3 separate regions of the Homo sapiens genome follow, and regions 2 and 3 are each linked to region 1. A link is a loop called in an ENCODE intact Hi-C map of the cell type or tissue named here. Cell type or tissue: sigmoid colon. All regions are shown on one strand.

Region 1 (5,000 bases):
GAGTCTCCGTGTGAGGCCCTTTGTACCTCTGCAGGTGTGTGTACATGTGTGTATGTGAGTGCCCACATGCACGGGAATGTGTACACGCATGTGCGTGTTTATGGGTGAGCTGTGTGCTTAAGTGTGCATCTGTATCTGAGTATTATGTAAGTGTGCATACACATGAGCACGTGGGGACTTTCACGCATGTTTGGCTCTGTTTCAATGTGTGTACATGTGTGCACATGTGTATCTGAGCGTGTACATGTGTGAATGTGGCCACATATAGGCACATTGTAGTGTGCGCCTGTGAGCATGTATTGTATGTTTATGCATGGCTGTGTTGTGTGTATTTATGTATAGCTATGTGTCGCTGCGTGTGTGTACCTATGTGTATGTACGTGTGTTCATGCCTGTGCTGTGTGTGAGACGTGAGATCCTGCCTGTCCCATCCCTCACGTACTAACCTGGATCTAGGTGGTTAGCCCCTCGCCCCCAGGTGGCCTGGGACTTGCCTGGTTTTAAATGGAGCCCCGGTGCTAACGTGAGCCCACCCAGGTGCTCCTGCCCAGCCAGGGCTGTCTGTCAGCACCACAGCGTCCAAGTTCAGGTCCTCACTTCCTAGGTGGTTATCTCCCAGGCAGCTGGGAGGGCGAAGCCTGGAGAAGCCTGCACCCAGGCTGGACCTGCAGGGACCTTCAGACGTGCCCTGGGCTCCACATGCCCGTCTGCAGCTCGAGAATTAGACGTGCCCTGGGCTCCACATGCCCGTCTGCAGCTCGAGAATTAGACGTGCCCTGGGCTCCACATGCCCGTCTGCAGCTCGAGAATTAGACGTGCCCTGGGCTTCATGTGCCCGTCTGCAGCCCTAGAATCACCAGCAGCACCCCAAGGCCCCCATGCGGCATCTAAACCAGGCAGGGGACAGGGGCATGGAGCAGACCAGGTAGGGTTGCTCCCTAGGATGCAGCCCTGCCCAGGCAGGAGGGCAGACCCTACACAGTGCTGAGCTGTGCCCCCAGGGAAGCCTCCAAGATGGTCCTCATCCCAGCAGCCCTGCCCACTGTCTGCGCATCCCTGGGGTCTGTGCGCCACCTGGTGGCTATTTGCTGAACTGTGGCCACAAACCCCTGGTCAGCAGGAACCGGCCCTTTCACTGCCCTGCAGCTCCCTCTCCTCCGGGGTGGCATGGCAGAGAAGCAGCCCGTGGCCCCAAGCATAGAGCCCCCTTTCTGCTGTAGTCCCCCTTGCAGTCCCCTCTGCCTTTTCCACTGCTTGGAAGGCAGAGAGACCCTGGCCGCCTCCCTTGTCCCTTTATCTGTCATGCCAGCTGCCTCCCTGCCACACCTTGCGTCTCACCAGGCAACCCTGCAAACAGCAGCTGGGGAGGACTTTCTAAGACAAAAACCTGATCATTCCAGAAGCTCCCTGTGACGTTTAGGCTACATTCCCCAAGGTGGTGCCACGTTCAGGCCCATCACCTGTAACACTACCCACCCCACCTCACCCAGCCTGGGCTCACTCACTCCAGGCCAAGCCTTGGACATTCCTGGCTGCCCCAGGGCCTTTGCAAGCCCTCTTCTCTGGACCTGGCTGTCCTCGGGAGTGTCAGCACTCAGCCTCTTGTCAGGTTTCAGGCCTCTGCTTGGCACTATCCTGCACACCATCCCCGCCGACCTGCCCTGTTCTGGGTTCATGGGGCTCTGGGAGGCTCACAAGCATCTGTCTGCCTCAGGCCATTCCACACTCCCTGAGGGTGGGACCCCGTGGCTGCGCTAACCCCACAAGCTCTGCATGGCGCTTCCTGGCCGTGCATGTCCCTCCCTGCATCAAATGCATAGGCCAGAGTTGCCCAGCGAGGATGACCCAGCTTGGTATGTGCTCCCGGCTTCAGCTGCCCCTGCGTGATGGAGACACCCTCCCACTCGCCTTGCCACACTTCCCAGCAGTCTCTCGAAGCACTGGCCGCGTGGAAACAAATCCTTCAAGGGGATTTGAGGGTCCAGCTGTCACTCAGTCATGGCCATGGTGGGGGCACGTTGGGGACACAGCAGAGAGTGAGGCAGCCGTGGGCCTGGCCTTGACAGGCGGATGTACAGACACATCAGGGCCGAGACTGAGGCGTGGGCTCTGGGTGGGGAGACAGTGACCACTTGCTTGGAGGAGGGGGCGCTCAGGTGGGAGGGGCACAGTGAGAAGGAGGTAAGCTGGTGCTGGCGGGGCAGGCAGGGACCCCTCCCAGGGCTCACAGCTTCCAGCGGACAGCAGGCACAGGGCTGTGGGGATCAGAGCACAGGCAGAAGTCACCTGACAGCAGGTTCCCGAGGCTTCAGGCCTGGAGGAGTGAGGACGGCTGTTGGGTTCTTGATTCCAGCAGAGGGAGGCTGTGCAGGGTTGCAGGAAGGACGGTTGGGGGCGCTTCGGGGAGGTACGAGAAGCAAAGGTGTTTGCAGCCCTTGGGGCCAGGCGGCGGGAAGGCCTGTAGACGCCAGAGGGCGCTCGTGCTACATGCAACTCAGGAGCTGCTGGCACCCGCCAAGGAGTGCTGAGCGCGGGGAGCCCAAACCACAGCCTTGGGGAACCCAGGAGGGGCCGGGCGGGTGCAGGACCCGCATGAGGGATTCCGAGAGCACGATGTTTAAATGTTGGGGGAAAAAATGGATCAAAGCGATGTGTTCCCAGGGAGCCCCTGTTTTCTCGTTTCTTTTCGTACGCCCAGCTTTGCAGTGCCAGAAAGCTGTTATCTCAGCACTGCTAAGGAAACCCCAGCGCGGCCTCGGAGGGATTAGGCATTCTGCTGAACCAGGGATATGCGGTGGGCCTGAAAAAGCCATTTCGGGAGGAATCTGGTCTCGGCTGGGGTCCGGCCGGCACCGTGAACACCACGTGAACACCACGTCGGAAATCTGCTGGGCAGGGAGATTTCCTCAAGGCCTCCCAGGGAGGAGAGCCACTTCCTGGGCTGCAAAGAGGGCCCCAACCTGGCTTCTGAATTCAGAGGGGGCTGTGTGTGCACGTGTGTACGTACGTGCATGTGCACGTCTGTGTACCCATGTCTGTGGAAGTGGCACACGTGTGCATGTGTGCACTCAGTGTACGTGTGCGTGCCTGTGGGTAGCTCCGTGCGCACATGCGTACACATATGCCTGGTGTGTGTGTGCACACGTGTGTCTGACGTGTGTGTGCTTTGCGTGTTCTTGCCTGGGAAGGAGTTCCCGGTTTGGGTGGCTCTCCTGTTTCTTGCCGAAGCCAGCTGCTGCTAGAAACTGGCCCCCTGCTCTCTGCAGTAAGAGACCCTGCCCTGGCCCAGGTGAGGGCCTGGCTTTTGTCTCCAGGATCACAGCTTTTGTCAAACTCCACACAAAGAGAGAGGCACTCAAAAGCACAACACAAACACGGCTAGTCCGCGCCTTTGGTGGTGAACATACCAGGGAATTGTCCTGCAATGCCTGTGGTTAAAAAACCCCGTGAGCTGCGGCCCCGGAGGCCTAGGGGATGAGGTCATCGCTGCGGCTTCCTCCCCTCTGCTGAGGCTCCCTCCGCCCCGCCCGGTGGCCCACCCCTCCCGCCAGCTGCAGCCTCCACTGCCTGGGTTTCTGCTGCGCCTTCAGCACACAGCGAGGCCTCAGTTTCCCTCCCAGCTCAGAGCAAGGCCTCAGTTTCCCTCCCAGCAGCAAAGTGAGACCCTGTAGGGAGTCTCTGGGCCTCCGTGACGGCCCTGGGCGGCCCTCTCTGTGGAACAAGGTCGGGTCCTGTCCTCAGCGCCCTGGCCTCCACTTGCTCAGGGCGCCCGCAGGCCCGCAGGTCCTCACCTGGTGTTTTTCACCTGGGACCCGCAGCTGCTCTGATGAGGAGCCTGCTCTGCGCACGGCCTGGGGCGGTTTCCCGCAGCACCATTTCTGCCGCTGCCGGGAAAAGACGCAGAGCAAAGGCACCTTTGCCCAGGTTGGGGAACCAGTGGGTGACTCAGGATTTTCCTCCACCCACCCCGAGGTCTGACTCCCTCTGCAGCTGCCGCCCGCTGAGGGTTGTCTTCCTCCCTGCCTGCCTCGCCCTGCCTGGTGAGCTCCTATGGGTCTGACGAAGCCCCGTCCTGCACACTTGCTTCGGGGGCAACTCCCCACTAGACTGGTTGCCCAGGGACGGGGGTACCCACTCCCTCCTCAGGGCTGCAGGGTGCTCTGGGAAGAGTTGTGTCCCTCTGTGGGCCTGTGGGCTCACTTGCCTTTTTGTCCCTGTCACTTGGGAGCTACCCAGCTAAGACCGGTCCCCACCACCCAGGCCACTCTGAGGCTTCAGAACGCGGTCGTCTTCTCCCTGGCAGGGTTGTTTCCGCCTGCATTTGTTCAGCCAGCAAATCTTTATTAAGCACCTACTGTGTGCCAGGATCTATGTGCAAGCAGCCCATGGGCTCATGAAAGGCAGAGCTGGACTGAGATTCCGCACCCCTGGGATCCTCACTGCAGGGCCCTGTGTATGTGCGGGCTGGAGCCCTGGTTCCTGTCTGCACTGAGCCCCTGGAGCTAGGCCCAGAGGACTTGACAGATGTGGGCCCTCTGTCTGCACAGCCCCCAGGGCACGGGGTGGCCTGCAGCTCTGCCCAGCCAGACTTCAGGTCACTGCCCCATGAGCCTGTAGGAGAAACTTCTCACTCATCTGTCCTGAGACCTGCCTGGAGCCCACCCCAGGGAGACAGAGGCTCTCGGAGCCTGTTCAGGGTGAAAGGACGCTAGACACTGGCCTGCAGGCTTTGGGCGGGTAAGGGTAGCGAAGGTGAAAGTGGACCAGGGGCAGGTGGAGCAGGGTAGGCCCAAGTGTCTGTCTGGGGCAGCTGGGGACACCCAGGTGGGCTGAACTTCAGCTGCCACCCAGCTTCAGCTGCCAAGGCTCCTCCCGGGTCAGGGTCGACCCCTGATGTCCCGGCAAGAGTTCCAAGAACAAAGGCTCAGAATCCACCAAGCGGAACTTGAAGCCACTGCCCTGTGGGGACAGGAGAAGTGACTTGGCCGGCTCTCCGGAGC
Region 2 (5,000 bases), 250 kb after region 1:
TCTGAGCAAGGGGCCAGGCCCAGCCCTGGGAAGACACTGCCTGGTGCCAGGCCCCACCGCACGGGTCTCCCCCAGACTGGCCTGGAGCTGGAGACCCTGACTGTGGGGAGCTAATGTGTTCCCATGGAGCTAGCACCATCCTCCCGGGCCTGCACAGACTCAGAGCAGCTGTGCCTCCGAGATGGGCTCGCCTGGGAACTAGCTCCGTGTGTTACAGGGCATGGCTGGGAGCCCGTGTCCATCCTGGCCACAGGCGAGGGGTCAGGCTGCCTTGCCCATGGCTGATCCACTGCCTCCCACTCCTACCCCCAGGGAGGAAGTCTGAGAGGCAGCCCACCGACTCCCCCTTTCCGAGATCCCTGCTCAGCCCCCTCGGGAGCATGGCCCTCTGGGGGGTTGGGAGTGACCTGGCAGGCCTTAGGGTCGGGGGTGTCCCCAGAGTGGGTGGACAGTCCACTGTCTTGCCGGGCACGTCAAGCTGTCTGTCCCACAGACGACAGTGCATCTGCGCAGTGCCAGGGCCAGGTGTGAACTGGTGTCTGTGTCCTTCTCTCCAGGCTGGACCAGTCCATTGGGAAGCCCTCACTGTTCATCTCCGTCTCAGGTGGGTTTCTGTGTCAGTTACTCTGGGCCCAGCAGCCTGCAATGGACTCTCCCGCACCTCTGCCCTCCTGGCTCTCCCCATGATGTCAGAATGGGCCATTGCACCTCCAAAGTGCATGACATGAAATGAAAGCCAGGGAGTAAGGGGAGGTAGACCCCACCCTTAGCAAAGTGGCTCCAAAGTACATTTTACAAAGGAATATTCAGGTTTCATAAGAACCTACCTGGGTCCCTTTAAATTCCAGGGCGTTGAGGTTAGGCTCTAGGTGTGGAAACATGAACCCAGGGCAACTTTGCAGAAGGGGGTGATCCTGGGGTGGGGTTTGGGTGGGGTGAGCTGCCAGCCCAGAATTCAAGAGACTATGGGTGGGGGCCTTGCAGGGCTCAAGTTGAGAGGGACAGAAGCACCTGGCTGCAGCCTGGGGGCTGGTTTTCTGGCTCCTTGACCAAATTCCTTGGGTCCCCTGGACACGGGGCTGTGAGTCATTCCGGGGAATGACAGGGAAAAGGCACATTCCCTGGGGTTTCCCTAGCCCAGATGCAAACAGCAGCCACGGCTCATAGTGTGGGCTGGTGTAACGGAGCAGCGGAATGGCTGTGCCCCCAGCCTGGAGTCAGGCCTGTGTCGCCCTGGGAGTGGAATGGCATGGGCTTGCACAGCTGGCAGTGTGGCCAGCTTAGGCAGCCCCCTAGGGCTCTCAGAGGTCAGAGGTGGAGAGCGTGGAGCAGGATGGAGCCCAGGTCCCCAGCTGCAGCCATGCCCGGCCACCGTACCACCCCTGGTATTTTTGTCATAGCATGCTTTTTAAAAATGTCCTAGTAGGTTTAGGCATTTTGACTCTCAGCTACCTCCCCCAGCCCTACCACCCCACTTCCCAAGCCCAGCTGGGGTCCCCGGCCCACCCCAGCACTTGGCCCTGATTTGGGTGTTTTATCCCCCATAGAAAAGAGCAAGGATCGCGGCAGCAACACGATCGGCGCCCGCCTGAACCGAGTAGAAGACAAGGTAGGCTCACGCGCCGGCCTGCGGTGGTTCTGGTTAGCGTCCTGGGGCCAGCAGGCACCTCCCTGTGGTCTGCGTGTGAACGTGAAGCTCCTGCAGGCCTCCCCACCTTCCCGCCAGTGCCTACTGCAGCCTGCCCAGCAACTCCCAAGAGGGGCCCAGGCCCACTGCCCACCTGGCGGGGCATTGGTCCCCCATGGAAGGAGCCAGGCCAGGCTGGTTTCTCATCCTCTGACAAGTGGCGTCTTTACTGGCAGGTGGCACCAAGTGCCCCCTCCCCCCAGCTCTTTCCCGCTGCCTCTCGTAGTCTGCTTTGTGCTCTGCGAGCCTCCTGGCTGTGTCCTGAGTGGAGGGTGGCAGAAGCTGGCCTCACATCCCAGCCTTCTCCTGGGCCCAGCTGTCTGGGGCCTCCACTTGGGGCCGGCCGAGGGCTCAGGGAGGTGCAGGGCCCAGCTGGGATGGGTTCATGGGAAGAGAGGCATCTTCTGTTCACCCCGAACCCACCAGGCCCCCACTCCCCACCAGGCTCTGTGCCCATCACTCGGTCCCTCAGGCCGGAGCCTCTCCCCCAGGCACCCTGGGAGCTGCCGGGGGATCTGGGCGGTGGGAGGGCCTTTCTCGGGCCCATGGCTGAGCCCACCACTGCCCTTTGAAGTCTCTGTGGTTTGAAGCGGGCTGTTATCTTGCCGAACAGCAAGTCCGTCTACATGGACTTTATCTGAAAGTAGCTGAGAGGCTAAAAATAGAGGAGTTTCAGTTGGGCAGGGAGTGCGTCTGCCGCCCGGTTTCCCTGGCAACGCCTGGCTCTGGCCTGCTTCCATCTCGGCTGCAGCCGGGCAGGCGGGGCAGGCACAGCCCGGCCCAGGCTCCTGCTCCTGCCCCACCCGTCCTGGCCCCCAGGACCTGCAGCGTCACCCTCTCCCCACCTGGCACCATCTGCCCATGGCCTGGGGCGGCCGTGGGGCCCTGAGACCAGCAAATTGGGTCATGCAGAAAGAGCGAAGGCTGGTGTTCAGGTGCCTGGCCCCATGGGGCTGTGTGACCACAGTACCCTGAGTCCCATGGGCCTGGCCACCCTCTGTCAGCACAGACCTGAGCAGGGCTGGTGCAGACCTTTGCCAGGCAGATGGCCCAGTGGGAGATAGCGCCCATCTGGCAGGACAGGAAGCAAGACCCGGGAGAGGTCAGCTCACAGGATTGGCAAGCTCAGAGGCCCAGAAGCCTTGGCCTCTCTGCTGCCCGGGGAACACGGTGTTTCCCTGGCTTTCTCTTTGCGCAAGGGCTGGGTGACTCCTGGCTGGCACACCCAGTACAGCAGGGCCGGGTACCCTGTGTTGTTGGCATGGCCAGGAGTTTCTAGACATCAAGGAAAGCCGTGGTAGAGACAGGGAGTGGCACCCAGTTCCCCAGCCTCCACTCCTGCTTCCATCTCGGCTGCAGCCAGGCAGGCGGGGCGTGAACATCCCTGACGTGCAGGAGTGTCGGTGGCCCTTTCTGGACAGCACAGGCTGGGGACAGCCCCCGCCTTTCCCCGCCACTCCCTGCCAAGCTCTGGTTCCATTGCCTACACTACTGTCCCAGACCTTTCTTACGGCTCTGCCCCTGCTCCATGGGACAGGCCACCCTCTAAGCCCAGACCTGGAGTCTGGCATCCTGCGGGGGTGATGGTGGGTGGCAGACAGGGCCTCCTGAAGTGCAATGGCCCCTTCCTGACGTGCACAGCAGCCGTCCAGCAGCCTGCTGGGGCCTGGGAACAAGGACACAGTCCTCAGTCAGCCAAGGTCGGTGTGGGGGCCTGCAGAGGGGCCAGCGCTGGCCTTGAAGGCACAAAATTATGCACCCAATTTCTTCACATCTGAGCAACAAAGGGAAGCATTTTCCGGAGTCCCTGATCCCTAGGGCAAGGTTTAAGAACAAGGCTGGGGCCACATCCTGGTGCCCTGTCAGGCTCTGAGCCGGGGCCACGAGGATTCTGGTAGATTCTGCATGCACAGCCCTGGTGGGCCCTGGCTCCCTGCCATTACATTCGAGTCCTCTGCCTGGGGTCTCTGAGGTGGTGAGTGGCACCCACAGTCGACACTAAATCTCAGCCCCGCTGAGGGGTCTACCTGGAACCTGGCTGCCCATCAAGGAGTTGACAGAGCTGTGCTGACCTAGGTGGGTAGGTGGTAGCCTACCCGGTCCTTGCCCTGCCACTGACTGGTGCACCCCTCAGGGACAGACCCTAGGAAAGGGCCTGGCTGGGCCTGGAGGGCTTGGTGGCACAGCCTGGCTCGAGTTTTCTCCGTTATCAGTGCAGCCATCGGGACCGTAAATACCCCAAGCGCAATCCTGCTGACTTCGGGAAGTAGGGGCAGGAAATCCAGCAGCCGCCCGGCCCTCGGAGGCCCAGCAGGCGTGCAGCGGTGCCAATGCCCGCCGGCCCTGCCAACCCCAGCCAGAGCCCCTGGCCTTCCCTACCAGCACCCTCCCCCACCTCATCCCGCTGGTCTGGCTGCCTGCCGGAAGGGAGTCAAGGCCCCAGCCTCCAACTGTTTTCTCAGCTCAGCTCAGCCCCTCAGCTGGGCTGTGCAGTGAGTCCCACCCCAGGCCAGCTTGCCTAGCCATAGGATGAGAGGTCTCCGGGATGCACAGCTGGCTGGCACCCCTCCAGGGAGGCCTAGAGTGTCCCCCTGCAGGGAGTTCACCAGTGCAGGCCAGCTGAGCTTGTTCAGGGCTGCCTCAGTTTCCCTGGCAGGGAGCCCTCTTCTTCCTTGGTGTCCTGGCCAGGGACCCACATTGGAGAGAGGGGTCTGGGGGTCTCCCTTCTCGTCACAGTCCTGCGGGCTCGTCAAAACTCTTGCTTGACAGTGCAGTGTCTGCTCCAACACAGACCTCCCAACTACCTTGCAGGACGTCCCCATTCCAGGGATCCCTTCCACCCCTGTGCCTGTCCTGGTGGCTTAGGTTCTGCCTCACTCCAGGGTGTGGAGAGCAGAAACCCACCCACACCCGCAGATCCAGGGGCCTCCTCACAGCGAGTCTACTTCCTGCGGGCCTCCCTCCCCTGTCAAATGAGAGGGTTTGACTCCTGCTTGTGTCCTTAGGGTCAAAAGTCACAAAAGCTGCCTCATGCCCTTTCTGTTTTCATCTTAGATTATTGTCTTCTTTATCCTGGAGAGGACTCTTATTTGCTCAAATGCCCACATAAATCCTCTTTTACAGATGGGGAAACCGAGGCTCAGAGAGGCTGAGTGGTCGCCTGAGGTCACACAGCTAGTTAGGTGAAGAGCTGGTCCCAAGGAGGACACAGACAGGGGTGGGAGATGAGGTAGAGAGAGCAAGGAGGGGTTTCATATCACCCAAAGTCCGTATGGAGAGGCTGAGGAGGGTTGAGGCCAGGGGCAGGCTGGGG
Region 3 (5,000 bases), 340 kb before region 1:
AGGCTGGCACCCCCTTGCGGCCATCTGCGGCATAACCTCGCTCCCGGCCGCCTGTGCCGGAAAGAGGCTGGGGGTCCACAAAGCCCCCTCCCTGCCCGGGGAGGGGCCTGGCAGGCAAACCTGACAGGGCAGTCTGTGGGGACATTTGTGGGCACCTCAGGGGCCCCCGGGCCAGCTGGCATCGGGTGCACTGAAGGTGGGTGCCCATGGGCCCCAATTTCCCAGATGCCTCTGGGCTCCCCAAGTCCCTGACATGGTCAGTCAGGGGTAGAATTTTCTAGGGACACTTCCACACAGCTCCCAGACACCCAGGTAGGAGCAGGGGGCTTCTCGAAAGGTCTCTGGAGGCCTGAGAGGACCTCTGCCCCTCACTGACTCCCACCAAGGGCTCTTTCCTCCCTTCTGAATTGGCCAGCCCACCCTTAGCAAACCGGCCATGCAGTGAGCACTCATGCAGTCAGGCCCTGGCTTGTTCTGGGGGGCCACGCGGCTCCAAGTTCAGACCCCAGCCCTGAGCAAGGCTGCTCCCCGCTTCCCGCCCCCGGGGAGGGTTGCGCTGAGGTATTCGCAATGGGGCACCCCCCAGCTTTGCAGGGCACTGGTGGCCTCGCAAATTTGTGCAGCACCACGACGCCCTGGGGCTGTATTTCCATCACCCCCATTCCACAGGTGGGAAAACGGAAGCCTGTGGACAGTGAGTGGCAGCGGGGCCCAGGCCTTCAGACTAGGGGAGCCAGGCTGCTTCCACCTCCTTGAGGAAGAGGCATCTTGGGAGGAGGGCGTCCTGGCCTGCCAAGATGGGGGGCCGGTGCCCACCCCTGCCTGTGAGTCAGGGCATCAGATCTCGTGGGCACCACTCACAGGGGCAGATGTGGCAGGGGTCAGCTTGGGCCTGGGCTGGATCTGGGGTCTTGGCATCAGGGGGCTGAATCTGGCCTGGTAGAGGGTGGGCCGTCCCTGGGCTGTGCTGTGGCCCAGCTGGCTCTGGGCTCCAGCCACCGCCATGCTCACTATTATCCTCGAGAAACCGGTGGGCCCAGGAACACTGGGGGGAGGTGAAGACCTGGGTTCTGGACCACACAGGTCATGGGGGTCTCCATCTGTAGCAGGGAGAGGGGTAGAGGGTTTGAGGTGAACAGAAGGATGGGTGTGTGGCCTCATCAGTCTCTGTTTCTCTGTTTGCCTCTGTCTCTACCTGCCTCTCTCCCCATCTCTGTCTATCTCTATCTGTGTCTCTGTCTGTCTGTCTCCATCTCTATCTGTCTCTTCCCCATCTGTCTCTATCTTTGCGTCTCTATTTCTCTGCTTCTGTCTCTGTCTCTGTTTCTCTTCCCATCTCTGTCTCTCTCTAATTCTGTCTTTGTATCTCCATCTCTTTCTCCATTTCTGCATCTCTGTCTCCCCATCTGTGTCTCCCTGTCTCTGCGTCTCTGTTCCCCCGTCTCTCTGTTTCTGTCTGTCTATCTCCCCGTGTCTGTGTCCCTGTCTCTGCATCTCCGTCTGCTTGTCTCTGTCTTCATCTCTGTGCCTCTGTCTCCCCGTCTCCTTCCCTCTGTCTCCCTGTCTCTCTGTCTTTGTCTCCCTGTGTCTCTGTCTCCCCGTCTCTGTCTCCATCTCTGCATCTCTGTCTCCCCGCCTCCATCTCTCTTCTGTCTCCCTGCGTCTCTGTCTCCTCATCTCTGTCTTCGTCTCCGCGTCTCTGTCTCCCCGTCTCCATCCCTCTGTCTCTCTGTGTCTCTGTCTCCCTGTCTCTCTGTTTCTGTCTCTCTGTCTCCATCTCTGTGTCTCTGTCTCCCCGCCTCCATCTCTCTTCTGTCTCTCTGCATCTCTGTCTCCCCATCTCTGTGTCCTTGTCTCTGTGTCTCTGTCTCCTCATCTCTGTCTTCATCTCTATGTCTCTGTCTCCCCTTCTCCATCTCTCTGTCTCTCTGTGTCTCTGTCTCCCTGTCTTTGTCTCTCTGTGTCTCTGTCTCCCTGTCTCTGTCTCCATCTCTGCATCTCTGTCTCCCCACCTCCATCTCTCTTCTGTCTCTCTGCATCTCTGTCTCCCCATCTCTGTGTCCCTGTCTCTGCGCCTCTGTCTCCTCATCTCTGTCTCTCTGTGTCTCTGTCTCCCTGTCTCTCTGTCTCTGTCTCTCTGCGTCTCTGTCTCCCCGCCTCCATCTCTCTGCATCTCTGTCTCCCTGTCTCTGTGTCCCCGTCCCCGTGTCTCTGTCTCCCATCTCACATGTACAGTCGGAGAGGAGGAGGAGCCCTGGGTGCTGAAGGCAGAAGTCAGGCCGAGGAGCCGCCCTGCAGGGTGTCCAGGTGGCCACACGGTGGGGCCCTCGTCCCATGTCCAGGTGGCCGGGCTGCAGGAGGAGGGTGCTGGTTCCTCAAGGAGGAGAGGGGCTGGGAAGGGGTCAGGAAAGGGGAGCTGGGGTGGGACTCAGGGGGTCTCCATCAGATTGCTCTCAGGGAACCAGGCTGGTCCCCAGGACCCCGAGGGAGGGACAGGACCGCAGGAGGTGCGGCTCAACCGTGACTGCCACAGGAGTGGGGCAGGGGAAGGGTGGCGGGGCCAGGCGTGGGCCGCCCGAGGTGCTGACACTGCCAGGCAGGGCAGGGGTTGCTCACGTCCCAGGAGGCCCCCATAAGACTCCCACAGTCGAGTGCAGAGGTCTCCGAAGCAACTCAGTCCCGCCTACAATCTAGCCATGGGGCTTGGGCTTAACGGGGGTCAATGGGCGCCAGGCCTGAGGACGTGGGGCCCCCAGACACACTTTCTCTACAGGCACGTCGCATGCCACACACCACACATGCACACACACACTTGCGGGCCCTGCAAACACGCGTGCGCAGATGCCAGCACACACGGCCCTACGCGCAGCACACACAGTCACACACACGCCCTCGGCGGCCTCCTGCACAGCTGTGCACTCTTACACCACAGGAGAAAGGAAAGAATCACACCCCAGCCCAGAAAGAGACCACCGTGTGGCACCACAGCCCAGCCTGCAGGGTAGCAGGGGAGAGGCCAGCAAGTGACAAACGGGGGCCGGTCCGCAACCCCAGCTCCCTAACCAGGCACCAACTGCCGGGGCATCTTGGCCCCTGGGCTTCAGCTCCCCTGGGAGGATCCACATGGCCAGGCCGCACACATGCCCCACCCCTCCCCACCCAGCTCAACGTCCTCCATCACCCACACCCCACGTGCCCTGTGCCATCCCACTCAGGACCTCGCTGCTTCCTTTCTCCCAGGGCAAAGCCCAGCTCAGGGGACAGAGGAGGGGGCCAGTGGGGGCCCCTGGAGTCCCCACAGTCACTGGACTTGGCATGCACGTCGGGGTGGGGACATGGCATGAGTCGTCTGCTGAGGTGGCCTTGAGCCCACCTCAAGGACCCAGAGACCTGGCAGGCGGCACCTTTCTAGGGGCTGTCCAGGGACCAGGCCTGGCCAGTATCTTCACCTGGGATCAGGAGGGCTCCTCCTCAAAACCCACCCCAGGGATGTCGGGTGCATCCCTTCCCCCTCCAGGATCCTGTCCTCACAGCCACTGGCAGGGAAGGGGTCGTGGCCCCTGCTCCACAGAACTAGGAGCTGGGCCTGCCATGTGGTCATTCACAGGCCAGCCCAGCCCCATGTCGTCCCAGTTCTGGTGGACAGCAAGACGAGGCCACCTGGTGCTGGGCCTCTCGCCTCCACAGGGCCAGCATCCCTCCTTTAACTAGCGCTAGGCCTGGCTACTGGCTGGGAATACAACTGTTCCAGCACCAAAAGTCACCTGTGCCTGCAGGGTCTCGCGCCTGGGTGTCCGAAGTCGGCACAGCACAGCCCTCACAGACATACCTAGCCCCGGACCTTCTGAGCTGAGCAGTGGGAGCCAGGGCCTGGCTGGCATAGCTCACTGTCTGCCCTGGGCAGGTTGACCACCACAGACAGACAGCCACAGACCAATGGCCTAGAGGACTGCCAGCCAAGGCACAGCCCTTTGTCCAGCACAGCCAGCACCTGCAGACAGGGACAACCAGGAGTGGGTGAGAGTCAGACAGGCTGACCCGCAGAGGGCCTCCAGCTGGGGACATGAGGGCAGACGTCACAAAACCACAGCATCTCCTGTTTCCCTGCCGCAGGCGTGAGGGGACGTGGTGGTGCGGGGAACAGGGCAGCTAGCGGAGCCCGGGGCAGCTAGCGGAGCCTGGAGCAGGAGGCGGCCTGGGCAGGCCTGGAGGAGGGAGCCCTTCTCACCCTCCTGCCCAGAATACCTAGGTCCTTCCTGGCTGGCCAGCTCCGTCTCCACTGGGCTCCCTGACCATACTTTCTATACCCACTTCTCTGCCGTGCAAGGGAGGCCATGGAGGCTTGAAAGCATAGTCTCTGACTATGTCCCCTAAGGTCGGGCCATCCTCCCCTCCTCAGCCTGGGCCTTCCCAAGACAGGGGCCCTTTTGCTGGAACTTTTGGACAGTCAGGTGACCTGGCATCCACCAGGGACCTCTGAGGCTGAGCACAGAGAATGCCCCACCTCCAGGAGCAGCCCGTTGCTGCAGTGGGCCCTGGACAGAACCCCCAGGCCACAGCTGGGGCCCATCCCATGACTGCCCTGCTGCAGACTTGTTGCTGGGCCACTCTGGCCGAGGCCTTTATAAGCGCCTACTGCATGCTGCCCCACTCTGAATGTGGTATGGCCGGCAGGGTGGCAGGGGCCCGGGGTCAGCTCATGGTGCAGCGTTCAGCGCAGGTGCGCTGTTGGCTCCTCTGATGGCTCACGGGGCCAGCCCTGCAGCTAGCAGGGTGTGAGCCCAGAGCCCCAAGGTGTTTCTGGGTCCCCAGACTCCCCAGTTGCTTGTTTCAGCCCAGCAGCCCCCTTCCTGAGCTGGATAGGACCGGGGCTCCTCCGAGAGGCCTAAGTCTGCATCCTAAGGCAGGCCAGATCCCCCTCCCCACCCGTGTCCCAGCCCATCCTCCACCCTGGCACCTACCCGGGCACACCGGTGAGCACTGGATGGCCGTTCCACCTG

The links. Peaks named below come from ENCODE experiments on the same cell type or tissue, not always from the same donor. Only the 100,000 strongest peaks of a DNase experiment are listed, where the experiment ranks them.
Region 2: a loop joins it to region 1, with 12 times the contacts of the local background. A loop is called at or near these places in 10 of 110 quality-filtered maps.
Region 3: a loop joins it to region 1, with 3 times the contacts of the local background. A loop is called at or near these places in 52 of 110 quality-filtered maps.

Annotation. Positions count from the first base shown.
Region 1 is chr11:2,530,489-2,535,488 of GRCh38, forward strand. The region is part of intron 2 of KCNQ1 (potassium voltage-gated channel subfamily Q member 1); the gene reads left to right. Among named protein-coding and RNA genes, the nearest start is that of KCNQ1, 88 kb to the left of the region's middle. RefSeq lists an enhancer at 2,208-2,317 and a silencer at 3,074-3,234. In sigmoid colon, CTCF peaks have their summits at 1,079 (motif pointing left), 1,280, 2,463 (motif pointing right) and 2,665; DNase peaks (open chromatin) are centred at 1,083, 2,463, 3,463, 4,053 and 1 weaker place; H3K4me3 peaks cover 477 bases; H3K27ac peaks cover 381 bases.
Region 2 is chr11:2,776,429-2,781,428 of GRCh38, forward strand. It overlaps KCNQ1 (potassium voltage-gated channel subfamily Q member 1), which reads left to right. Exons shown (of 16, transcript NM_000218.3): 14 at 558-604; 15 at 1,548-1,609. Among named protein-coding and RNA genes, the nearest start is that of KCNQ1OT1, 79 kb to the left of the region's middle. In sigmoid colon, a CTCF peak has its summit at 2,903; DNase peaks (open chromatin) are centred at 1,903, 2,413, 2,923 and 4,143; H3K4me3 peaks cover 864 bases; H3K27ac peaks cover 789 bases.
Region 3 is chr11:2,195,081-2,200,080 of GRCh38, forward strand. No RefSeq gene overlaps it. Among named protein-coding and RNA genes, the nearest start is that of MIR4686, 25 kb to the left of the region's middle. In sigmoid colon, CTCF peaks have their summits at 35 (motif pointing left) and 2,306; a DNase peak (open chromatin) is centred at 2,311; H3K27me3 peaks cover 1,124 bases.